Regions from separate parts of the Homo sapiens genome. Here regions 1 and 2 are each linked to region 3. A link is a loop called in an ENCODE intact Hi-C map of the cell type or tissue named here. Cell type or tissue: Caco-2. All regions are shown on one strand.

Region 1 (8,000 bases), 68 kb before region 3:
ACTGTGGGCAGCCACTGCGGAAAACAACATGGTGGTCCCTCAAAAGGTTAAACAGAGGTTTGCCGTATGACCTGGCAACTCCGCTTCTCCGTCTATCCCCAAAAGAACTGAAAGCAGGATCTCAAAGAGATATTTGTACCCCCATGTCCACAGTAGCGTCACTGACGGTAGCCCAAGGGTGGAAACCACCCCAGCATCCACTGACGGAGGAACGGATCAACACCGTGGTCTACCCATACAGTGGAATATTATTCACCCATAAAAAGAGAGGAAATCCTTATGCAGGCTACGACATGGATGAAGCTCGAGGGCATCAGCATCAGTGTAAGAAGCCGGTCCACAAAAAGACAGATGCTGTAGGATTCCACTTACAGGAGGTCTCCAGAGCAGTCAAATCTACAGACACAGAGTGGATGGTGGGTGCCAGGGGCTGGGGGAAGGGTCATGGGAAGCTGCTGTTTAATGGGGACAGACTTTCGGTTTGGGAAAATGAGAAACTTTTGGAGATGGATGGTGGTGATGATTGCACAGCCACATGAATATACTGAATTCCACGGAACCGTGCACTTACAAATGGTTAAGAAGGTCCATTTTATGTCATGTGTATTGAACCACAGTCTGAAAATTCGGAGTATTTTGTAACAGTGAGTGTGACCTGGACTTCATGTTTCAGTGACCAGGAAGCAAGTTTTGTTATTTCTTCCCTGCCCAAGCCTGCATTTGCGCCCCAAGGCAGACGACTCGTGGCAGAGACATGTGACCGTCAAGGCCGAAAATACTTACCACGTGTTCCTTTGCAGAAAAAGTTTGCCTTACCCCTGTTCAAGAGCTCAGGAATGAAGTCGGAGATAGGTAGAGCCTGGGAGAGGTGCCAGGGTGCCCAGGCAAAGGCCCCATGAGGCCGCATGCTTATGTTCGAAGGTCTTCTAACTGCTTTATCAAGATACAGTTCACATTCCACAAAGTGTACATTTCAATGGTTTTTTTGTGTGTTGTACAGAGCTGTGAAGCCAACAGGACAGGCCATGTTAGAACGTTCTTATCCTCTGGGAAAGAAACCACGTACCCTTTCACAGTCACCCCCATCCCTCTGTTGTCACTCCCCAGCCCCTGGCAACCGTGAATCTCCTTTCTGTCTCTGTGAATTTATCGACTCCGCACATTTCATAGACTGAGAGTCTCACGCTACGTGGTCCTCGGTGTCTGGCTTCGTTCACGCGGCCTCGTGTTCTCGAGGTTCACCAGCTTCGTCTCTTTTTAGGGCTGAGTAATCTTCCATTATTCTGGACCATGTTTTGTTTATCCACTCATCTGTTGATGGACATGTGGCTATTTTGAATCCTGCTGCTGGAAACATTCATGTGGGCACCGTGCTTACCAAGGCTGTATTCTCAGAACGGACTGAGAGGCCAAGAGTTCCAGAGAAGACGGCTCAGATAGTGTGGAGACTCACCAGTCCAGGAGACAGCATGCTTCCGAATTAAGGGGGGTGCTGCAGTGTCAAATGCTGCACAGCCGGAGGCACCCAGGAATGAAGGAGGGGCCGAGGCAGGGAGAGACACAGGTCCCTAGGGAATTATTTTTAAGCTAGGCTTTGGGGGCAGACGGGGTTTCCACAGCGGTGGGAGGACCAGATTGGGAAGAGGATGAAGATAGAGAGAGGTGTTGGTGGTGGGGGGGGACTGGCCTGGACATGGCACAGCAGACGCAGGTGGGTGCAGGACTGTGCCTGAGGGCAGGGTAGCAAGAAGCCATGCCTGGGCAGTGAGAGGCTTCAGTTTTTAGACAGGAAGTTCTGGGGTGATCTGAAGAGGGCTTGCAGGTCCTGCTCCGGAGATCTTACCAGCTGTGGAGGGGCTTGGACGAAGACCGGGTAGAGAGCAACCCAGCCGCTGTACCGCTCGTCCCTGTTGACCCCCGGGGTGTATGCAGCCACACCCAGAGCAGCAGAGGGCCCACCCATCAAGTCACAGAATCCTGAGAAATAATACATCGTTGTTCAGACCGCTAAAATCCTGGTGGCTCCTTACACAGCAACAGATGACCGAGGGGCTCCCAGCCCGGGAGGTGGAAATCCAGCAGGGATTTCCAAGGCCTAGTTTGCAGGGCTCCAGGATCGTTCCTAGATCCTGGTCTTGCAGCCTTGACAAGGGGAAGGAGGGAGGCAGCAGAAGGAGGGCAGAACAATCCATGCCAGGCTGTGATTTGCCAAGTGACCATCTGGGAAGAATGGGCTCTCAGACCAGGGACAGGGAGCAGAGGCAAGCCCGCATCTGCCCTGGTTGCAGAACCCGGATTCAGACTCAGGGCCCCGATTTCTGCCTGGATCGCTCCACTGGGCGGAGGAGTGACTGTGGACACATCCAGGGTTCTCTCCAAGTCGGCTTCCTCATCTGCCAAATAGAGACCGCAGACCACCAGCTCCCAGGCAGGTGCTACTCTTCCGGCCCCTCCCAAGGCAGGAGGGCCAGGCGTACTCGAGACACAGGTGTGCTGGGGGCCCAGGTGGGCCAGCCAGCAGCATCCTGCAGGGTAATGGGAGCAGGTGGGCACCCCGAGGCTGGCAGTAAACACTGGCTATCTGCCCCCAGGCTCCCAGGAGGGGTCTTGGGCCTCACCTCCTCCGGCCGGAACAGGAAAGCAGCTCCAGGCAGCTGGGTCCACAAAAATCTCCGTTCCCTGAGGTCTCAGAGGCAGTGGCCCAGGAGCATCTGGTCACCTTCGGGAAAAACCGGCTTGGCAAAGGCTCCCCCGAGGGCACGCGTTTCCCGGACAGTGAGGCAGGACCTAAACTCTTCCGTTAACACTACATTTTTCGCATTTCTGCAGTGTTTGCACTCTCAGGCCCCACCATTTCCCCGCATCTCTTAGGGAGAAGTTCTCGACGTCCCACCTCCCCTGGAAGGGTGCTGCTCCCAGAGACCTTCAGGCCAATGGCCCAATCTCAGTGCCCTCAGGGGAGAGGGGGGTGCAGAAAAACAGCCTGGGTCACAAAAGAGGTGCGAGGGCTGTGAGATCCCGGAGGCACCGACGGGAAGCGAGACGGAGAACAGGAGGGCAGGACGGGCTGGAGGTGGGGGATACTGCAGATGGAGGGAGCCACGGTGGGGGAGGGCGTGGACCTGACCGTCCTGGCACAAGGCGGTCGGGTGCAGACCTCCAGGCCCTCCGGGTTAAGGTGCCGCCCAGAGCCCTCAGGCCGGGGGCGCACGGAAACCACAGGCAGGGTGCGCGTGGAGGGACGGGGAAAGCGGGGCGGGTTGGGGAAGGCGCCCCGGGAACCTGAACCTCCCACCCCGCCTCAGTCTCGACCACTCCTTAAGCCCCACCCCGCCCCAGGTAAGGCGCAGTCCACCCCCATTCCCAGTAGATTAACGCACAGGTGGGGGCGCGCTCGGGACATAGCTGCGCTAGGGGACAGCGCGCCCAGCCCAGTCGCGGGGGCGAGGAGCAGGGCGGGGCCCAGCAGGAACCCAGCTTTGTTAGCGATGCTCCCCGTGAGCCACGCGCCACGCGTACGCGCTTCCTCAATGGGGCCGGGCGTGGAGCCGCGCCCTGCGCGATTGGCCAAACGGGTGGCCCACGATTGGCTGAGACCCTGGCCCCCGCCTCCTCGGCCCCAGGAGGGTGGGGCGTGGGTGTGGGCTGCGCGGCGCGTGCTGCCCCCGGGGATCTTGCGCGCCTCCCGAACAGCCGTGTTGTCGCCAGGGCCGCGCCTTCCCTCCCACAGCGCGCGCTGCGCGTGCGAAGGTCTGGCGGCTCTTGGGACTGGCGGGGCTGCGCGCGGGGTTAGGGTGGGGGTACGGGAAGGCTCAACCCAGGACCTGCGTACCTTGCTTTGGGGGCGCACTAAGCACCTGCCGGGAGCAGGGGGCGCACCGGGAACTCGCAGATTTCGCCAGTTGGGCGCACTGGGGATCTGTGGACTGCGTCCGGGGGATGGGCTAGGGGGACATGCGCACGCTTTGGGCCTTACAGAATGTGATCGCGCGAGGGGGAGGGCGAAGCGTGGCGGGAGGGCGAGGCGAAGGAAGGAGGGCGTGAGAAAGGCGACGGCGGCGGCGCGGAGGAGGGTTATCTATACATTTAAAAACCAGCCGCCTGCGCCGCGCCTGCGGAGACCTGGGAGAGTCCGGCCGCACGCGCGGGACACGAGCGTCCCACGCTCCCTGGCGCGTACGGCCTGCCACCACTAGGCCTCCTATCCCCGGGCTCCAGACGACCTAGGACGCGTGCCCTGGGGAGTTGCCTGGCGGCGCCGTGCCAGAAGCCCCCTTGGGGCGCCACAGTTTTCCCCGTCGCCTCCGGTTCCTCTGCCTGCACCTTCCTGCGGCGCGCCGGGACCTGGAGCGGGCGGGTGGATGCAGGCGCGATGGACGGCGGCACACTGCCCAGGTCCGCGCCCCCTGCGCCCCCCGTCCCTGTCGGCTGCGCTGCCCGGCGGAGACCCGCGTCCCCGGAACTGTTGCGCTGCAGCCGGCGGCGGCGACCGGCCACCGCAGAGACCGGAGGCGGCGCAGCGGCCGTAGCGCGGCGCAATGAGCGCGAGCGCAACCGCGTGAAGCTGGTGAACTTGGGCTTCCAGGCGCTGCGGCAGCACGTGCCGCACGGCGGCGCCAGCAAGAAGCTGAGCAAGGTGGAGACGCTGCGCTCAGCCGTGGAGTACATCCGCGCGCTGCAGCGCCTGCTGGCCGAGCACGACGCCGTGCGCAACGCGCTGGCGGGAGGGCTGAGGCCGCAGGCCGTGCGGCCGTCTGCGCCCCGCGGGCCGCCAGGGACCACCCCGGTCGCCGCCTCGCCCTCCCGCGCTTCTTCGTCCCCGGGCCGCGGGGGCAGCTCGGAGCCCGGCTCCCCGCGTTCCGCCTACTCGTCGGACGACAGCGGCTGCGAAGGCGCGCTGAGTCCTGCGGAGCGCGAGCTACTCGACTTCTCCAGCTGGTTAGGGGGCTACTGAGCGCCCTCGACCTATGAGGTAACAGCCGGGAGGCAGGGAGGAGGGAGGGCCGGGGGCCGGGGTGGAGGGACGGGGTGGGCAGGCCCGGCGGGTCGCGCCCCCAGGAGCCCGCGGAGCCGAGCGCCAGGCCCGAGCGATGGCTTCGATTTCGCTCACTCTTCATTTCCCCCAAAGTTTTTCAAGCCCGTGCAAGACCGGCGTTTGTTTGTCCGGGATTGCAAAACTTCCCCTCGCGGCTCAGCCGCCGACGAGGGAGGGGTAGACGAGGGGAGGGGAGCGGCCGTCGGGCCGTTGAGGTCTCTAGTGCTGGCGGATCCTGGGGCAGATTGGGGTGCTGGAGGCGGGGTGACTTTGCATTGCAAATCGCGCTCCCGGGCCGGGGCGGCAGAAATGAGTCGGCGGGCGCGGAGCCCTGACTCACCGCGGCTCCGAGCGCCCGCCCCGCCCCCGCCGTGTCTCAGACCGAGTCGCGGCACCCACGGACTCAAGACTCCAAAACCAACCGAGCAAACGAAACTGCCGACTTCGCTTGGGGGAGGTGCGGGCAGGGCCGGCCCGGGCGGGGTCTGCCCCGGGCCCGCGCCCGCGTTGACGCGCGTTTGGTTCCCCACCTTCCCCCCGCAGCCTCAGCCCCGGAAGCCGAGCGAGCGGCCGGCGCGCTCATCGCCGGGGAGCCCGCCAGGTGGACCGGCCCGCGCTCCGCCCCCAGCGAGCCGGGGACCCACCCACCACCCCCCGCACCGCCGACGCCGCCTCGTTCGTCCGGCCCAGCCTGACCAATGCCGCGGTGGAAACGGGCTTGGAGCTGGCCCCATAAGGGCTGGCGGCTTCCTCCGACGCCGCCCCTCCCCACAGCTTCTCGACTGCAGTGGGGCGGGGGGCACCAACACTTGGAGATTTTTCCGGAGGGGAGAGGATTTTCTAAGGGCACAGAGAATCCATTTTCTACACATTAACTTGAGCTGCTGGAGGGACACTGCTGGCAAACGGAGACCTATTTTTGTACAAAGAACCCTTGACCTGGGGCGTAATAAAGATGACCTGGACCCCTGCCCCCACTATCTGGAGTTTTCCATGCTGGCCAAGATCTGGACACGAGCAGTCCCTGAGGGGCGGGGTCCCTGGCGTGAGGCCCCCGTGACAGCCCACCCTGGGGTGGGTTTGTGGGCACTGCTGCTCTGCTAGGGAGAAGCCTGTGTGGGGCACACCTCTTCAAGGGAGCGTGAACTTTATAAATAAATCAGTTCTGTTTACCAGTGGCTCCTATCACCTACACTTCCCAGGTGACGGCCAGACTTCCGTGGTCACTACTCCTCAAACCCTGCTGCCTCCTCCGTAGGGTGGGTCTGGGTGAGATCTGGAGTGCAGCCAGGCCGTTGATAGCGGAGCCATTGGGACACCTTGTGAGGCTGGGGGCATCCTCCAGGAGGTGGTGGGCTGGTGGGTTGTCCAGACAGGGCTACTCGCTGGCTTGGAAGCTGCAGGCTGGAGGCTGCTGACCCATCCCGAGGGCTGGGGTAAGTGCTGGGTGTGGGGCTAGGCTGAGGTGGTCTGACCAGAGAGCACCGGCTGTGGGGCTGAGGGCATGGGCTCCTGCGCAGGCCACCACGCTCAGATCTCCACTAACGTGGCAGCTGGGCAGCCCAGGGCAAGTGGGTTAACTTGCAAATGGGTTTGACCAGACCCACCTCAACGGCCTCTGGGAGGAGTTAGTGAGAGGTGCCTGGAGGCTGCCCTCTCGCTAGCTTTGGGTTTTGCCCGCACTGGGGAGGCCCTGCAGGTCTCCGCTCACCTGAATTCTAAGAGCGGCTCTTGAAAGGAACAAGGAAGGCTTGGAAGCTTTGCGCCAGGCTCCCCGCAGCCGGAGAGCTGGCACTGGGATATTACACGGCTATACCTTTGACTCAGGGCCTAGGAGGCTTTGATGTCTCACTGTACCGAAAGCTGCCTTTTAGTGTCCTGGTGGGGGAGGGGTTGTGGGGCTCCCCCGGTTTCTTTAGGGCGCAGAGGCACCCCTTCCTTCAGAAAGGAGTGGTTGGGACAGAGCCGTGGGAGCCCTGCGAGGTGGGAGCAGCTGGTGTTGTCCCAGAGTGGGTGGCTCCTGAATAACCACGGCAACAGGACACCCAGGCTACCGGGATGCCTGGGTCTCAAACGTCAGGCTGGCCAGGTCCCTTCTTATCAGAGGAGCTCAGGGCTCCTCTCTCGCCAGCTGCAGCCTCAGTCCAGGTGGGGGCTCCTCAGCAGCCAAGGTCAAAGCCGAGTCTGTAGCGGGGGTCAAAGGGGTCAGCTGGTCTGATGAGGACCAGGCTCAACTGGGGTCAGTGGACCAGCTGTGGCTTGGGGCTGCAGGGCTCAGGGAACTGGCCTTGGCCAAGGGACAGGAGGGGGCACATTGCCGTGGTCACCCAGGGAGGGACATCCCACAGGCTTCTCCCAGAATCCACACCCGGGTCGGTGGCCTCCCTGAGCCCTCCCCAGGACTCCACACCTTGACCTCAAGGAAAGGCCCACAGCTGCCAGGACCACAGGGGGCTGTTGGGTGGGTGAAGAGGGTAGGGGGGAAACGATGGAAGGCCAGGGCAGAGGAAACGACTGCCACCCACTGGCGTGAAGCGGACAAAACTCTGCAGAGGGTAAGTAGTGCTGCCATTTTTGTTTTCCCATTTTCCCATTTTTCATTTTATTATGGAAAATTTCAAACATACACAAAAGCACCGAGGCCTTTGTTGAGCAGTCTCTGTGCCAGGACTTAGGGTGCATCCGTGTGCCACACAAGCCCGTGCTCGTGGAGCCTGGGTCCTAGCAGTGGACACAGGATCCAACCGTTGTACAGTCTGGCCGGTGGAGGACGCACTGGGCTCCAGGGCAGCCCTGGGAAGCCTCCAGCACCAGTTTCAAGGCCCTTCCTGCCCCATCCATCCCCCACGCCATCCCTGCGTTGCTTTGAAGCAAATCCCAGACTTTGAATCCTTTCACCCGTCATGTTTCACGTGTGCCTCTAAAGGAAACCGCAAAAACATCACCCGCTCAAATGAACCACCGT
Region 2 (8,000 bases), 710 kb before region 3:
GTCCCTAGGCACCGAGGCATGGGCCCTGCCACGTGCCTGGCACAAAGGGGCTGCGTTCAGCAGGGGGCCAGCCTTGAGGGGACCCCCTCTGAGGAGCCTTGGCCTCTCCTCATGGGACCAGCCTGACCATCCTCTGCCCTCCACCAATGAGTGCCCCTCGGGCAGCACCCTCGCCTCTCCCTGGACACTCAGAGCTTCCGGAGCCTTGCTGGCCCACCCACCCCATTGGGGGGGTCCCTCCTGGTCCTCCCCAGGCCTCTCTGGGCCTCCCCTCCTAGCACCTTCCCTGTCTGGGCCTCCCCTCCTAACGCCTTCCCTGTCTGGGCCTTCCTGCCTCTCTGGGCCTCCCTGCCTGCCGGAGCCCCACTTCCACCTCTTCATGACCACACCTCACTTGGCTTCTATGATGTCAGCAGCTGGGAAGGGTTCAAGGAAGGCAGGAGGGTGTGAGTAGCCCCCAGATTTCCCCTCAGGCCCCCCGTACCCCTTGGCTGGAGCACGCAGGCCTAGCCAATGCCTTCCATTGCCCCAGCATCTGGGCAGGGTGTACCTGGCGGGGCTTACCTGGCAGTGGAGCCTGGGCGTCAGTTTTGGCCCCTTTGGTGCTGGCGGGGATGCAGGTGAAGCTGAGGACAGCTCCCAGGAGGGTGGCCAGGGCAGCCAGGATGGCCGGGCACTGAATCCTGCGGGCAACAGCCTCGGCTGCACAGGGTGCGGGTCCCAGGGCCCAGGCGCCCCAGCCACATCCCCCAACCTGCACCTTTGGTTGCACTAAAATAGCTTAAATCTGACCTCCCACATCCCCACAGTCTGTGGCCTAAAGAGTGGGGACTGGGACCCTCAGAGCACATTTATTAGGTGATGGATGAAGGAATGGGTGGGGCGCTCACCATCCCTGACCCTCGCCACGCCATGCAGGCCCCGGCAGCCCCTGTGGGTAGCAGCTGTGGAAGCCAGGCTGGTGAGCGCCTGGGGCAGGTGGCGGATCCTCCCAGGAACAGCAGCTCCCACGCTGGCCAAGGTCAGGAGAGGCTCCAAAGGGCAAGCCTGGTGTGCATGTCCCTGGGAGGGGCTCTCCGAGACCTGGGCACCTGTGCTGTGTCATGGGGATGGCTATGCTGCCTCCCCAGCGTGGGCAAGGGTGGGCCTGGCATTCAGCAGGCCCTCAGAAACCGACCCCCCTCCTGTTGGCCCCTCCCCACTTTCTAGAGTGTGGGGCATGCTGGGCTTGGAGGGGGCTTTGGGCTGGGATCCCAGAGCCTTGCAAAGCCCCGGAGGTGCCCCTCAGGCTGCTTTGCCACCTTCCCACCTTCCTGGGCCACTACCAAGGCCTGGGACTCTGGCTGTACCGTCAGCTTCCCTGCCATGAGTCCCCACCTGGAAACTTGGCCTGTGATTCCCCTGGAAGGAATCGGCAGGTCTTGTCTCCTGGGGACGGAGGCACCTGAAGCTGGCTGTTCCAACTGTCACCATTGCCTCCTGGGGGCTCAGCCAGCCCCCTCCCCTCAGGGAGAGACAGGAGGAAGTTGGGGCTTCCTACTGAGCTCGTCTGTAAGGCCTCCAGGCCTGTGCCGGACCGCCACGGCCTTCCTCTCAGCAGCTGAGCAAACTCCTATACAGCCTGCAAGGGCCCTTCTTGGTGAGGCCCCAGCCCTCCTTCCCAGACAGCATGCCATCTGAGAAGGACTCGCTTTACCAGCTGGCTAGAATCTGGCCCCTGAGGGCAGGTGGTCCAGGGTTGGACCCTGCGCGGAGACCGCAGTGATCATTAGATGATCGGACAAATGTGTGAGCCATTCACACACGCAGCACAAGTTCTGCCCCAACCTCAACAGATCCTCCAAATCTGCCCTGGCCAGGGCCTCAGGGCACAGGCACCCAGTAGGGGTCAGGGTCCTGGAAGATGCCCTTGCACCCAAAAACAAGGCCAGCCACAGGCCACCATGTCCCCACCAAGGAGTTCAAAGAAAGGACTTTCCTCGCCCCTCTTCACCGCAGCCACATGCGCACACACACACACACACGGGCAAACTTGTACACACACTTACCTGCATCCGTTTGCCAGAGCAAGGAGGGGACTTGGAGCCACACTGACTAGGACAGTCAGTGGGGCCACCTCTGAGTCCAGAGAGTCTGGGCATTGGCCACCCCTCATTTCTGAGGTGGGACCCCTAAGCTCACATCAGTCTAGGGGGGTGCTGGCATATCCACCCCACCTGTGCTGCTGCCCCCGCCAATCCATCAGGGCAGCTCCGACTCCTGCAGCACCCACCGCCCAGGACGTCAGCTACTCAGGTTTTCTGGCTGCTGGGGTTCCGCACGAATGGGCCCTTCCTTTGGGAAAATGCCAGGGAAGGGGAACGGCTGGGCTCGGGCGCCACAGCTTGTCCCTCCAGCCAGCAGGCACAGATGTATGGCGCAGGAGGGACAACTGGCCCCTGTGGCCAGCCCCAGAGAGACGGGCCCTTTCTTTGGGACCCTGGCCTCAGAGGCCTGCGTGTCACAGCTCAGGGTCTGGCTGGGCAGGGGCAAAACCTGCCTTATTTGCCAGATGTCCCAGAAGTACACAGGAGCAGACGCACCACTTCGATGGCTATTTTAGGAGGCTGGTGACAAGCAAGGCATGGTGGCAGGAAGCCAGGCCCTCGAGCGGTGGTGGGTAAACCAAAGGCCTGTGCTGCTGTGGGCAACAGGAAAGCCTGGGGCTGGGGGACCCTGGAGGGCCCCAGGAGGTAGGGAGTCAGGTCCCACCACTGTGCCAGGGGCCGTGGGTGGCTGCTGGGGGAGACGCAGGCTGTCCTTCCCCAGTCACAGCTCTCCTGCTCCCCAAAAATGAACTGCCAGGAGGGAAACGGGAGTGGGAAGGAAATCCAGCACGCTGGCCCCAGCCCTGGGGCCTCTGCACGCCGGACAGCCTGGGCATCCCCCGGGACCATTGACTGGAAGCACCCTTAGCACGGTGCCGTCAGCCCCTCCTGCTCAGCCCCCCTCAACCTCACCACGACCTGCCAGACGCAGGGGCACGCTGGCTTCCCGGGGCTCATCCAACACTTTTATCAGTGGAGCCACGACCAGGAAGGTGGGGACAGGTTAATTTGTCTTTGTCTCCTCCTGCTCTTTCAGTTGAATGGATTACAGGAGTGTCTGTCTGGATGCTGTTGAAAGGACACTGGACAGGACTCAGGGGACCCACAGCCTCTGTCCCTTCTCTGCCGCTTACCTGCTAGGTGACCTCATTTCCTTATATGCAAATGAGGGCTGGGTTCACAGCTGCCGGCTGCCCCTAACTCCACTGTTCTGGGGCCCCTCTGGACCTGCAGGGCGCAGCCCACCTGCATCCTGCCCACCAACCGCAGCCCACACCTGAGGCTGCCCAGATAGCAGGGCGTGGAGTTGGCTTTCAATCGCGTCTCCAGGAACCTCTGCTGAAGTCTGGGCTTCTGTGTGTTCTACGGTGACAAGCCCTCATCAAGCCTCACCTTACTCTGAGGCTCTGAAAGGGGACGCACAAGGTGACAGCATGTGCCCAGGTCATCCTGCTGCCAGGAGCGAACCCACAGGTGGGGCTGAGGCTAGGTCAGCTGGGACCTGGCTTTGTGGGACACCTAGCTCACAAGACGATGGGGCAGGGGGCTGTCCAGAGCGTCCCTGGATGTCCAGCCCAGGGCTGAGAGAAGTCATCCGTGCTCCAGGATGCTGCAGTTAGAACCATGTTTGAAAATGAACATCTTGCCATGCCACTCCTAACGCAGCTGCCGTCTGGCTTCCAGCGTGCCCCAGAAGGTCCTAAAGGCCCCTCTGGCCTGACCCTTCCCAGTCCTCGTGTCTCCTCGTACCTGGTCCCCCCATTCCCCAAACACATAGCCCTCCAACCAAACCACAAGCTCCCTCCTGCCCCAAATGGGCTCTGAGACTGGAGTGACTCACGGGCCCAGCAGGAGGCCTGTCCAGCCTGCTGCTCAACAGGGCTGTCCTGAGGGACAGCGGGGCCAGAACCATCTCAGCGGGGCCTGCTGCCTGCCCACTGTGGGAAGAACAGAAAGAACCGGAGTGTCCTGGGCACTGCGAGGTACACGAACTAAGGCAGTAGCTGAGTCACCTGGCTGGGGGGGCGGCGGGCCTGGGTCGCCCATATCCTGCTGCTCCCTCAGCTGCCTGCCAGCCCCTGCCCTGCATCTATCTGCCCCCGAGAGCCTCTTCCCTGTACAGCAGGTGCCCTGTTACAAACACCCCTGCACTCCTCAGCCTCCGCTCAGCGCTTGGGGTGCCCTGGGTCGTATGGGACACTGCTCACCTCCCCTCCCATCCCCTCCTCCCTCTCTGAGCTCCAGTGCCCCTGGCTCCTTGTTTTTTCTTGGCTGGGCAGGGGTGTCCTGCCCACAGGGCCCTGGCACCCCCATGGCACCGGCATGGCCCTGGTGGCTGCCTGTCCACCTGGGGAAGGCAAACCCTGCAGGGCTCCCTGCTGTCTGGCTCAGGATAGGACTCTATGGCCCCTCCCCATCCCTCCCCAGTCTGTGAGGGGCTGGGCTCAGAACATGAGTCACAGAGCCACCCCCCACCCAGCGTGTGTGCAGTGACTCAGGTCCCGGGTCCCTCCTCAGGCCAGCCTGGCCTCTCAGCCCTGGGCTCTGGAGGCTGGGCCCAAACCAGTTATACCAGTGCCCGCCCCCGCAGCCTGTGGGTGCCAAGTCCACTTCCTCCTCCCACCTGCTGCCCAGGTGGGTGCGGATGAGGCAGGACTGGGGCCTTCCAGAGGAATGGGATACACAGGTGGGTGGGCAGGGAGGGAAAGCCCACACATGTTGTGCCTCGGTTTCCATCAAGGAAGGGCAGGAAGGCTGCAAGGCGGGGGATGTTCACAGCTGCACCAGACTCCTGCCCCGCACCAGGCCAGGAGCCAGAACAGGCTGCAGGCGTTGGGGCAGCTGGACCAAGAGGGCCAGGGGGCTGGCCCTTGCCATGGGGCACCAGGCTTTGGAGCCTGGCTGGCACCTGGCCCCACTGCCTTCGGTGAGCCCCCGAGGGGGAGGTGTGGGCCTCCCTCACCCTGTCTGGGTTGGACAAAGGCAGATTACCAGCCACAAGGTCAACCCCGCAGCCCTCCTGTGCCACCACCACTCTGGGCAGCCAGCTTTTGCCACAGTGCCCAAGCAGCACCCCGTGTCTTGGGTGTGGTATGAGGAACCTGAGGGAGTCCCACACTGCCTGGGCCTTGGACGGGGACTGGGGAGCTCCATGGAGGGAGCCTCATCATCTCCTGGGCCTCGGTTACCCCTCCCATCAAAGGAAATGTCACAGCTGGTCTGATTATGAAACGTCAAGATTGTAAAGCGCCTCAGATCTTGGGATGAATGGAGGCAGGGAAGCGAATGGAATGTTCTGGCAGGTGTGGGCAGAGGTAGAGGCCGTCTTGGCAGCTACTGGGAGGGAGAGGGACATGAGTGGTGTCTTCTGGGTCAGCAGCTGTGATGGGGGAAAGGGCAGGTGAGGACAGGAGGGGACCTGTGGCCTCGTAGACGGGCCTGCAGGAGGCATGTGTGCTGAGCTGCTCCAGCACCATGGCCACGGCTTACTGCCTGAGCGAGCTCGGACCCTCCCAGCATCGTTGTGGGTGAGTAAGGGCAGGGGAGGGCCCATTTCATAGGTGAGGAAGGCTGGCCAGGGAAGGAGGCGGCAGCAGGCGGCTGGGCCCTGAGCCGGCAGAGTACCTGGGGGTGGGCAGCACCCTGGGATGGCAGCCGCCCAGCTCAGCCACCTGCTGGGGCCCAGTGCTCCTCCCCGTGCCCTCCTCACGCCCTTCCTCACCCTGGCCACCCTGGAGAGACAGGCCCTGGGTGGTGCCGGCTCCCCACACCTCACACCTGCCAGCCCCCTGGCCCCAGGGTGAGCCGTCCCTGCTGTCCCACCAGAGCTGCCCACACAAGTGCCCTAAGCCCCATCCTCCAGGGACACCCTCCCAGCAGTGTGCTTGGCTCCCACATCAGCCCTTCCCTCTCCCTGGGGCGCCTCCCCATGGCTCCTCCCACCCTGAGCATAGCCTCCTGGACCCACCTCTGCCCCCATTTATAGCACGACTTCCCGACCCCCTCTCTTTTCTCCCCATTTCCCTTGATCCGTCTATTGCATGAGGCTTCTGCGGCTGGCACTGACTTGAGGGGGTGGTGCTGGTCCAGCACTGGGGTGGCCTCCCTGCTGCAGATGGTGGGCCACTGTGGCTTCCTTGGCCACCAGCGGTAGAGGCACGGGTCCCTGACCCCCACAAATCCAGTGGCCCTTGGCTCCCAGGACGTGCTCCCTCCTCACCTCCCAGCCCCGAAACATGAAGTGCTGGGGGGCGCAGGGCTCCGAGCCATCCACACTTGAAGATGCACCCCATTTCTCCCCCTTATCTGGGTGCCTACTCAGTAGCTCCCTGGAGTGCCTGACAGGCACCCAGGCTGGGCCTGAACAAGACCCAAATCCCAGTGGCACCCCAGGCTGCTTGGGCCTCTGCGCAAGGCGCCAGGCTCCCCAGGGTCAGGCACGGCCTTGGCACTGCCATCTTGAGTTCCCACCCACATCCCACCCACTGGCAAAACCCAGCCAGAATCTACCCTCTGCTTTCTCTCATCACGGTCCCCTCTGGTCCAGCCACTGTCCTCCCCCACCTCGGCCGGCACAATGGCTGTCCTACCGGTCTCCCTGCAGGGGAGCTCACCCCCCATTCTCACCCCTGCTGTGCCACCCAGGGCACCCCGGCCTGGTGCCTGCCCCTTCTTCCTCCCTCCAGCCACACGGCCCCCTGGCTTCCACACCCAGGGCCTCTGCACCGTGGTTTCTTTGCCTCCCTCTCCTGCTTCAGGCCTCGACTCAGATGCCGCCTCCTCAGACAGGCCCTAGTGATCCCATCCATCGAGCCCCCAGTTCTACTTTGTGACTTTTTGCTCCATGTAGCTCAGCCTGATGTTACGGGAATTCCTATCACATTCCCTTCATCCCAGGGACTCAGCCTGTGTTGTCTGCCGCTGTATTCTAGAACCAGAGTCCTGGGGGCAATGTTGAGGTGTTCAAACTACCCACCCCACCCCACTCCACCTCCTGCTCACAGCCATCAGCAGCCATCAGTCCCCAGCCCAGGCTCCAGTGAAAATGCTGGGAGAACGTTCGGGGACTCAAACAAGGCCGGCAGCACAGCCCTAGAGACCTCCGGAGAGGGAGGTGTGCTCTGGGCACCGTCCAACAGCTCAGCCCCGCTGCCACAGCATCCCAGTCCCAGGGTGCTCCTGTCCCCAGCAGGAGGCTGCTGGGAGGCCTCCCTCCTCTCAGGGCCTCAGTTTCCCCAGCGTCCCAGTGGGGCTGTGCGTGGACAGCTTGGCAGTCCAGTCGCGCCCCGGACAGCACTGGGACATCACCTGGCCCTATCCAGGGCCAGCCAGCCCGGGAGGTCAGGCCTAGGCCTCGCGCGGGGCCAGACGTCCCCAGTAGCCACATCACGTGGCCACTCGCGCCCCACGAGCAAAAGAGGAAACCGAGGCCAAGAGGAGGCGGGGCGGGGCCGACCCAGCCGCGGGCGTCCTGACCCACAGACTCCGCCCCGGCCCCCACCACTCACCCGTACGCGGAGACCAGGGTCCCGCCCAGCAGGGAGCCGAGGATGACTCCGACGCCGAAGCAGAGGCCCAGCCGGCCCAGGGCCGCGGGCCGCTCCTCGGGTGCCGACAGGTCCGTGATGACCATCTGGGCGGCTGGGGACGGGGCGGGGGAGCTGAGCGGCGAAAGCCCCTCGGTGGGGCCCTTCCCCCCCTGACCCGCCCCTCCACAAGCCACGCCCCACGTCGCCCCCCACCCCCGTCCAGCCCTTAGGGCCAGACCCCGCGCGCACGCAGACCTCCCTGGAGGTGTCCCGGGTCCTCCGCAGGCTGCCCCCGACCCGGCCCCACCTGGACTCCAGTCCCCCCGGCCCTACCTGGCAGCGTGTGCATGAGCGCTCCGGGCAGGCGCGAGGCGAAGAGCAGGTA
Region 3 (8,000 bases):
TTCTCCCAATGTCCCTCCACAACACTCACACGAGGAAAGGAGGCTGGGAGGTGGGGAGGCTGGGAGGTGGGGAGGCTGACAGGCTGGGAGGTGGGGAGGCTGAGAGGTAGGGAGGTGGGGAGGCTGGAAGGTAGGGGCGTGGGGAGGCTGGGAGGTAGGGAGGTGAGGAGGCTGGGAGGTAGGGAGGCTGGGAAGTAGGGAGATGGGGAGGCTGGGAGGTAGGGAGGTAAGGAGGCTGGGAGGCAGGGAGGCTGGGAAGTAGGGAGATGGGGAGGCTGGGAGGTAGGGAGGTGGGGAGGCTGAAAGGTGGCAGGCTGGGAAGTGAGGATGCTGGGAGGTGGGGAGGCTGAGAGGTAGGGAGGTGAGGAGGCTGGGAGGTAGGGAGACTGAGAGGTAGGGAGGTGGGGAGGCTGGGAGGTAAGGAGGCAGGGAGGCTGGGAAGTAGGGAGGTGGGGAGGCTGGGAGGTGGGGAGGCTGAGAGGTAGGGAGGTGGGGAGGCTGGGAGGTGGGGAGGCTGAGAGGTAGGGAGGTGGGGAGGCTTGGAGGTAGAAAGGTGGGCAGGCTGGGAGGTGGGGAGGCTGGGAGTTGGGGAGGTTGGAAGGCAGAGGGGCTAGGAAGTGGGGAGGCTGGAAGACTGGGCTGTTGGGAGGTAGGGAGGCTGGAGGCTGGGCAGTAGGGAGGTGGAGAGGCTGGGAGGTGGGGAGGCTGAGAGGTGGGGAGGTGGGGAGGCTTGGAGGTAGAAGGTGGGCAGGCTGGGAGGTGGGGAGCCTGGGAGGTGGGGAGGCTGGAAGGCTGGGAAGTAGGGAGGTTGGAAGGCAGAGGGGCTGGGAAGTGGGGAGGCTGGAAGGCTGGGCTGCTGGGAGGTAGGGAGGCTGGAGGCTGGGAGGGAGGGAGGTGGGGAGGCTGGAGGCTGGGAGGGAGGGAGGTGGGGAGGATGGCTGGCTGGGATGTGAGGAGGTGTGGAGGCTGAGCCTTGGCAGAATGTGGGCTTTTTTCAGCGAATCACTAGCCCCTGAAGACAGCCCAGGTCAGGTGCAGCACCGCCCCAGAGGCCAATTAGTGATTTGTCACCCTCTGCCTTGGGGAACAAGGCTGCCAGGAGTCCTGCCCCCAGCCACAGCATCCAGCTATGCTCCCTGCCCTCTGGCAGGAGGTAGGGAAACCTCTGCTTTCACATCTGTGGGGAGGCCCCCATACTTGGCCCCTGCCCTTCAGGCCCAACCCACCCTGTCATGGAATCCTCTAGAGTCCTTGAAGGGGCAGAGTCCCACCCCCACCAGGAATTCCATCGGTGATCCTAGGAACGGAGTCCCGGAAGGCCTGCTCCTACGGCCCTGGGGGCAGGAATTGAAGCAGGCGCTCCCTTTAGGCAGCGGGACAGGATGGTGCCGTACAGACACTCCAAGTCCCTCTCCGTGTGACTGGATGTCACCACCTTCTGACCCTCAGGCTCCGGAGGGTCCTAGGAGAGGATCCCCGCCCAGGGTTGTGGAGAGGAGCGAACCGGATCCTGGGGTCAGGCTGCGTCCTGGCACCTGGCACACAGTAGGGCTGCCATCAGGCATGTCCACCCATGCTGTGGACCTTTGCTACTGCCAGGGCAGTGGAAGGGGGCACCTAGGCTGTAGCAGGGGAGCTCTCAAGGGCCCCCCCTCTGTGCAGTTCAGCCGAGGCCAGGCCTGTCCCATCAGGGTGAGGCTTCCCTTGGGGTGAGGGGTCCTCCTCACCTCCTGATCGTAAAGGCCCAGGGCTGGGCTAGGGACCCCGGTGTTAAAAGGGCCAGAAAATGCCGTCCAGGCAGATAGTCCCAGGGAGAGGGCCCAGAGCACCTGCCGCCAGGCTAGGGACGCACGAGGGGGCCATGGTGTCACCCAGCACCCAGCACCCCCCAGAAGCTCCTGGATCCCCGTTAAAACTGGGTGATCATTAAGTGGAGTGCGGTTGTGTCACAGCCCCCAGAAGCCCCACCCACCACTCCCCAGCCACCCCTGGGAGCAAGGCCCTCACCCAGAGAGGTGGGGTGTCACCGGCCTGGCCAGAACCTCAGGGTGAGGCAGGGGCCTCGGGTCACTGCAGGGGGCCTCCAGTGGACCCAGGGGTGGGGCTGACCCCAGCCGCTCCCTCTGGAGATAGAGTTCTGGATGTTTCTACCCTTGCTCCGACTGCCAGCCGCCCCTTGGGTGGGGCCCTTTGATGTCCCCGAACTCACAGGTGGGCGGGGCCCCGAGGCCTCCCCTGGCCCTTTGAAGCTGGGAACTCTTGTGGCCCAGTCCCAGCAGACACAGGCTAACACCGCGTTCACCCTGGAGTCCACCGGCTCCCCCAGCCCAGCCCCAGGATCCCAGGCCTGCTCTCCTCAGGGGTCCCTGGAGGGCCAGTTCCCAGCCTGTGGTCCAACATCCTCACCTCCCTGAACCTCCATAGCAATAGCTGCTGGTTTGGCCCCTGGCTGAGCTGTCTCCTGGTCTCCCTTGTCTCCATTAGCACCCTGTTCTTTAGGTAAGGAAACTGAGGCACAGGGGCTTGGGAAGGCAGAAGCCCCACCCACGGGAGTCATCAGGCAGAGGGAGGGAGGTGGGATGGGAGAAATAGGAGGCCACGGGCTTGCAGGGGTCTGTATCCCAGAGTCCCCCTAACCTGAGGGTACCTGCCCCCCAGGCCTCCCGGTGACCTGGCGGAGGGGCCGGCGGCCAGGTCCCAGGCTTGCTGTGCCGGCACCCCACAGAGGCACAGGGGCAGGGACCAGGCCTTATCAGAGCGGCCGCCCGCCACCCGCCTGCAGCTGACAGAGGGATGGGGAGACCAGCCGTAAACCCGTCTGTTCCCCTAAAGGAGAGAGGGAACAAAGGCATAGGCTAATAAAACTCAGATCAAAGCTGACTTATCTCTTCATTTTGCTATTAAAATTTAGAATCAAAAGGGAAGGCGGCCCCTTTATGGTTCAGGATTACAGAGATTTCTGTGCCTGTGGGGCCCTGCAGGGCCCCCGCTGCCCATCCCAGCTTCAGAGCCCTAGCCTCGGGCTGCAAGGGTTCCTGGAGTTGACCTTCCCAAGGGCACTCCTGGGACATGGGCTCCAGGTCCCTCCTGGGCCTCGGGGGGCCACAAGGAGGGAGTGAACAGCTCTACCTAAGGCCCCCTTGAGACACCAAGACACCCCGTGGCTGACCTCCCCACACCGATGGCTCTGCAGGTGAAGGGGTTTCCTGGCCTGCGCCCTGCGCCCTCTTGTCTCTGCAGAAGACCTCCCTCGGTCCCCAGTTCCTGAAACTCCTAGACCCCTCTAGGAGGGAGACAGCCAGAGGGGCAGGGCCTCTGCCAGCTGCACCCAAGTCAAGCCTGGAGGCCACAGGGCTGGGTGGGTGGGTTCCTCTCCTCCATTTCTCGGCTGTCCCAGGTCTCTGGGGTGGGGGGCACCACTCAGCACCGGATGGAGTGGAACCCCTGGAATCTTGGGCAGCCAGGCAGTCACTCCGGCAGGCCCTGCGTCCGCAGCAGAGGCCCCTGTGCACTGCGCAGGTGACACGCGCGGACCTGTCTGCACCTACCCAGGCTTGCTGTGACACACGGTCCAGTCCCGTGTGTGAGCACGTGCCCAAGCTCCCGTCGGCCGGCGCCCCTCCCCCATGCCCAGGGGGGCCCCGCACGCTTCCTGTGCACGCTTCACCTCTTCTCTAACCAACGCCTGAGCTCCCTGCTCCCTGGTAGGAAGCTGGCGGCCCTTCCCTTCCAAACAGGCCTGACAGGTTATGACACTGAAGATTACAAACCTCCCCCAGGGTGGGTGGGGGAGGGGCGAGGAGGGAAGGTAGACTTCGGGGCAGGGGCTTTGAATGGCCTTCAGCCCCTACCCCAGATGTCCCGGTGCCCAGAGGCTGGACCCCGTAACCTTCATCTCCACACTCCAGGGGTGCAGGACATTCCTGGGTGGAGTGTAGGCCCAGGGCCAGGTGAAGGAGCCTTCCCTAGGTGGCTCTTGCAGGCACGGGCCAGGGCGGGGCAGGCGGGGCAGGCAGGGCAGTCCTGCCATGCCCCAGGTGCCCAGGGCTACCCTCTCCACCATGCTCTGAGCCCTGGCATGAGCTGGGTTTGGAGGGAGGGGTTGCCACGTGGATGCAGGTTCCAGGCATGGATGAGGGTGGGGTCTGGCCTCAGCCTCCTTGCTGCCCAGACATTGCATTTTTGGGCAGGGCCTGGCAGACACCTGGGATGAACCAAGCACTAGAGGACCATGTGGTCTAGAACTCATGGGGGTCTTAATGGCCCCCATGGGGGAGGGAGAGGAGGAAGGGTTGAGGGATCCCCTCTGTTTCAGAGGAGTAGAGGACCTTTCTGCTGGGCCTAGAAGACAAGAGTGACTGGACAGCACACAGCTCCTAGCATCCCCTCAGCGGGGTCCTGAGATTCCCCTACAGGGAGACATTGTACAGATGTGTGCACCCATTTATCTACTAAATCTTAATGTGGTATACTGATGCTTGGCAGAGGACTTAGAAGGTACCCAGTTAGCAGTGGGCAGCCCCCCTACCATGGCTAAGCCCCAGGTGGGCCAGGGTTTCAGGGTTACGTTAACTAGCTACCAAGTCTGACATTGGTAAGGATTGGGGTTTCAGAGAACTGGAGGTCTGTTAGGTCTGTTTACAAGAGGGTCAACCCAGGCAAATGTCCAAGCTGGCAGGGACCAGAGTTGAGTCTTTAGACTAAGGATATGGTGTTTGGAATACAGCAAAGGTCTTTCTTCTCAGTTTCCATCCACCCATTTATCCATCATCCCACTTATCCATCTATCCATCTATTCATCCATCCATCCATCCATCCATCCATCCATCCATCCATCCATCCACCTCATCCATCCATCCATCCATCCATCCATCCATCCATCCATCCATCTATCCATCCATCCATCCACCTCATCCATCCATCCATCCATCCATCCATCCACCCATCCACTTATCCATCCATCCATTTTGCCATCCATTCATTCATCCCTTTACCCATCTCTCCCTCTCTTCCTCCCGTCATCCTTTGATCTGTCTGTGCATCTATCTTTAGGCACCTATCTACACATTTATGTATCTATTCATCCATCTATCCATTAACTCTCACCACTTTTATGAGCAGATGGGCATGGGTTAAATCACAACTTATCTCTTATTAGCTTAAGAGCTTTTGGGGTCCAGAGAGTACATGTCTCAGTGTGCCCATAATCATATGGGAGGGGTCCCAGAAGTTCTTTCATGAATAAATCTTCCTAAAGCAGTTGGACTGTTTTATTAATTCAGTTGCTTTGAAAATATCTCTTTTTCACCTTCATAGAGAATTGACCTTTGGTTGTTGGTCGACTCTGAGTCCAGGTTTGTTCTGCAGTTGGGTGGTCCCCGTCCTCTCTTGTGGGGGCTGCTCGAGGGTGAAAAAAGGAACTGGCAGATGACAGGACACCCCCGGGAAGGTGGACAGATGTGGGTGGGCGGCTGGGAGGAAGGGCTGTTGGAATAGGCTGTCTGGGGCCAGGAGGCAGGCAACAAGCCCAGACGCCAGGGCAGTCCTTCCCCAGCTGATGGCCTTGCCCATGCGTCCACCTCTGCAGCCTCCGTGTCTCCTTGGTGAAGTCTGGGAGTGTCTGCTTTGTGGGAAGAGGGTGAGGATCCAACAGGACCGTGGCCCATCGTGGGGGTTCTGTAAAGGGCGTAGGTGTGGCCTTGGTGGAGGTAGTCAAGGCTAAATGAGGGCACAAGTGTGGGCTCTGACCCCATACAGTGAGTATCCTTATAAGAAGAGACCCCACAGCACTTGCTTGCTGTCCATGTGAGCCTGGGGAGGCCCCGACGGGGAGCCAAGAAGCGGGTTCTCACCAGCAACCGCATCTGCTGGCCCCTTGATCTGGGCCGCCCAGACCCCAGAGCTATGGGAAATGAATGCGTAGGGTTTAAGCCCCCAGTCTGTGGCCCTTTGTTCTGGCTGCCTGAGTTGACTGAGCTCTCAGGATAGCGAGCGTCTTTAGTCCCGGAGGCCGCCCACCAGGGCAAGATTGTGCAGGCCACTGCTTTCTCTGCCCTGGCCTGTCCAGAGCCCTGGTCGTTCTGTGCCCGCTCCCTGTCCAGCCCCTGCCTCTGTCTTGCCCTCACCTCCACACCCTGTCTGTCCTGCTCAGCACAGGGGACATTTTCTCCAGGTGGAACGGCCATCCAGTGCTCACCGGTGTGCCCGGGTAGGTGCCAGGGTGGAGGATGGGCTGGGACACGGGTGGGGAGGGGGATCTGGCCTGCCTTAGGATGCAGACTTAGGCCTCTCGGAGGAGCCCCGGTCCTATCCAGCTCAGGAAGGGGGCTGCTGGGCTGAAACAAGCAACTGGGGAGTCTGGGGACCCAGAAACACCTTGGGGCTCTGGGCTCACACCCTGCTAGCTGCAGGGCTGGCCCCGTGAGCCATCAGAGGAGCCAACAGCGCACCTGCGCTGAACGCTGCACCATGAGCTGACCCCGGGCCCCTGCCACCCTGCCGGCCATACCACATTCAGAGTGGGGCAGCATGCAGTAGGCGCTTATAAAGGCCTCGGCCAGAGTGGCCCAGCAACAAGTCTGCAGCAGGGCAGTCATGGGATGGGCCCCAGCTGTGGCCTGGGGGTTCTGTCCAGGGCCCACTGCAGCAACGGGCTGCTCCTGGAGGTGGGGCATTCTCTGTGCTCAGCCTCAGAGGTCCCTGGTGGATGCCAGGTCACCTGACTGTCCAAAAGTTCCAGCAAAAGGGCCCCTGTCTTGGGAAGGCCCAGGCTGAGGAGGGGAGGATGGCCCGACCTTAGGGGACATAGTCAGAGACTATGCTTTCAAGCCTCCATGGCCTCCCTTGCACGGCAGAGAAGTGGGTATAGAAAGTATGGTCAGGGAGCCCAGTGGAGACGGAGCTGGCCAGCCAGGAAGGACCTAGGTATTCTGGGCAGGAGGGTGAGAAGGGCTCCCTCCTCCAGGCCTGCCCAGGCCGCCTCCTGCTCCAGGCTCCGCTAGCTGCCCCGGGCTCCGCTAGCTGCCCTGTTCCCCGCACCACCACGTCCCCTCACGCCTGCGGCAGGGAAACAGGAGATGCTGTGGTTTTGTGACGTCTGCCCTCATGTCCCCAGCTGGAGGCCCTCTGCGGGTCAGCCTGTCTGACTCTCACCCACTCCTGGTTGTCCCTGTCTGCAGGTGCTGGCTGTGCTGGACAAAGGGCTGTGCCTTGGCTGGCAGTCCTCTAGGCCATTGGTCTGTGGCTGTCTGTCTGTGGTGGTCAACCTGCCCAGGGCAGACAGTGAGCTATGCCAGCCAGGCCCTGGCTCCCACTGCTCAGCTCAGAAGGTCCGGGGCTAGGTATGTCTGTGAGGGCTGTGCTGTGCCGACTTCGGACACCCAGGCGCGAGACCCTGCAGGCACAGGTGACTTTTGGTGCTGGAACAGTTGTATTCCCAGCCAGTAGCCAGGCCTAGCGCTAGTTAAAGGAGGGATGCTGGCCCTGTGGAGGCGAGAGGCCCAGCACCAGGTGGCCTCGTCTTGCTGTCCACCAGAACTGGGACGACATGGGGCTGGGCTGGCCTGTGAATGACCACATGGCAGGCCCAGCTCCTAGTTCTGTGGAGCAGGGGCCACGACCCCTTCCCTGCCAGTGGCTGTGAGGACAGGATCCTGGAGGGGGAAGGGATGCACCCGACATCCCTGGGGTGGGTTTTGAGGAGGAGCCCTCCTGATCCCAGGTGAAGATACTGGCCAGGCCTGGTCCCTGGACAGCCCCTAGAAAGGTGCCGCCTGCCAGGTCTCTGGGTCCTTGAGGTGGGCTCAAGGCCACCTCAGCAGACGACTCATGCCATGTCCCCACCCCGACGTGCATGCCAAGTCCAGTGACTGTGGGGACTCCAGGGGCCCCCACTGGCCCCCTCCTCTGTCCCCTGAGCTGGGCTTTGCCCTGGGAGAAAGGAAGCAGCGAGGTCCTGAGTGGGATGGCACAGGGCACGTGGGGTGTGGGTGATGGAGGAC

Evidence for each region. Peaks named below come from ENCODE experiments on the same cell type or tissue, not always from the same donor. Only the 100,000 strongest peaks of a DNase experiment are listed, where the experiment ranks them.
Region 1: it touches region 3 in a loop (9-fold over the local background); 14 of 110 quality-filtered maps call a loop at or near these places.
Region 2: a loop joins it to region 3, with 4 times the contacts of the local background. A loop is called at or near these places in 3 of 110 quality-filtered maps.

The regions. Positions count from the first base shown.
Region 1 is chr11:2,266,705-2,274,704 of GRCh38, reverse strand. It overlaps ASCL2 (achaete-scute family bHLH transcription factor 2), which reads left to right and starts at 4,117. Exons shown (of 2, transcript NM_005170.3): 1 at 4,117-4,972; 2 at 5,579-6,207. The coding sequence starts at 4,373. The coding sequence ends at 4,954. In Caco-2, a CTCF peak has its summit at 3,885; DNase peaks (open chromatin) are centred at 2,719, 4,604, 5,324, 5,484 and 1 weaker place; H3K4me3 peaks cover 3,112 bases.
Region 2 is chr11:2,909,305-2,917,304 of GRCh38, reverse strand. SLC67A1 (solute carrier family 67 member 1) reads right to left here. Exons shown (of 11, transcript NM_002555.6): 4 at 7,949-8,000; 5 at 7,595-7,727; 6 at 565-683. Among named protein-coding and RNA genes, the nearest start is that of SLC67A1-AS, 9.7 kb to the right of the region's middle. RefSeq lists enhancers at 2,377-3,078, 4,487-5,190. In Caco-2, no CTCF peak of the experiment used is centred here; DNase peaks (open chromatin) are centred at 4,604 and 5,424.
Region 3 is chr11:2,198,250-2,206,249 of GRCh38, reverse strand. No RefSeq gene overlaps it. Among named protein-coding and RNA genes, the nearest start is that of MIR4686, 29 kb to the right of the region's middle. RefSeq lists an enhancer at 977-1,575. In Caco-2, no CTCF peak of the experiment used is centred here; DNase peaks (open chromatin) are centred at 1,209, 2,119, 2,769, 3,649 and 2 weaker places; H3K4me3 peaks cover 1,826 bases.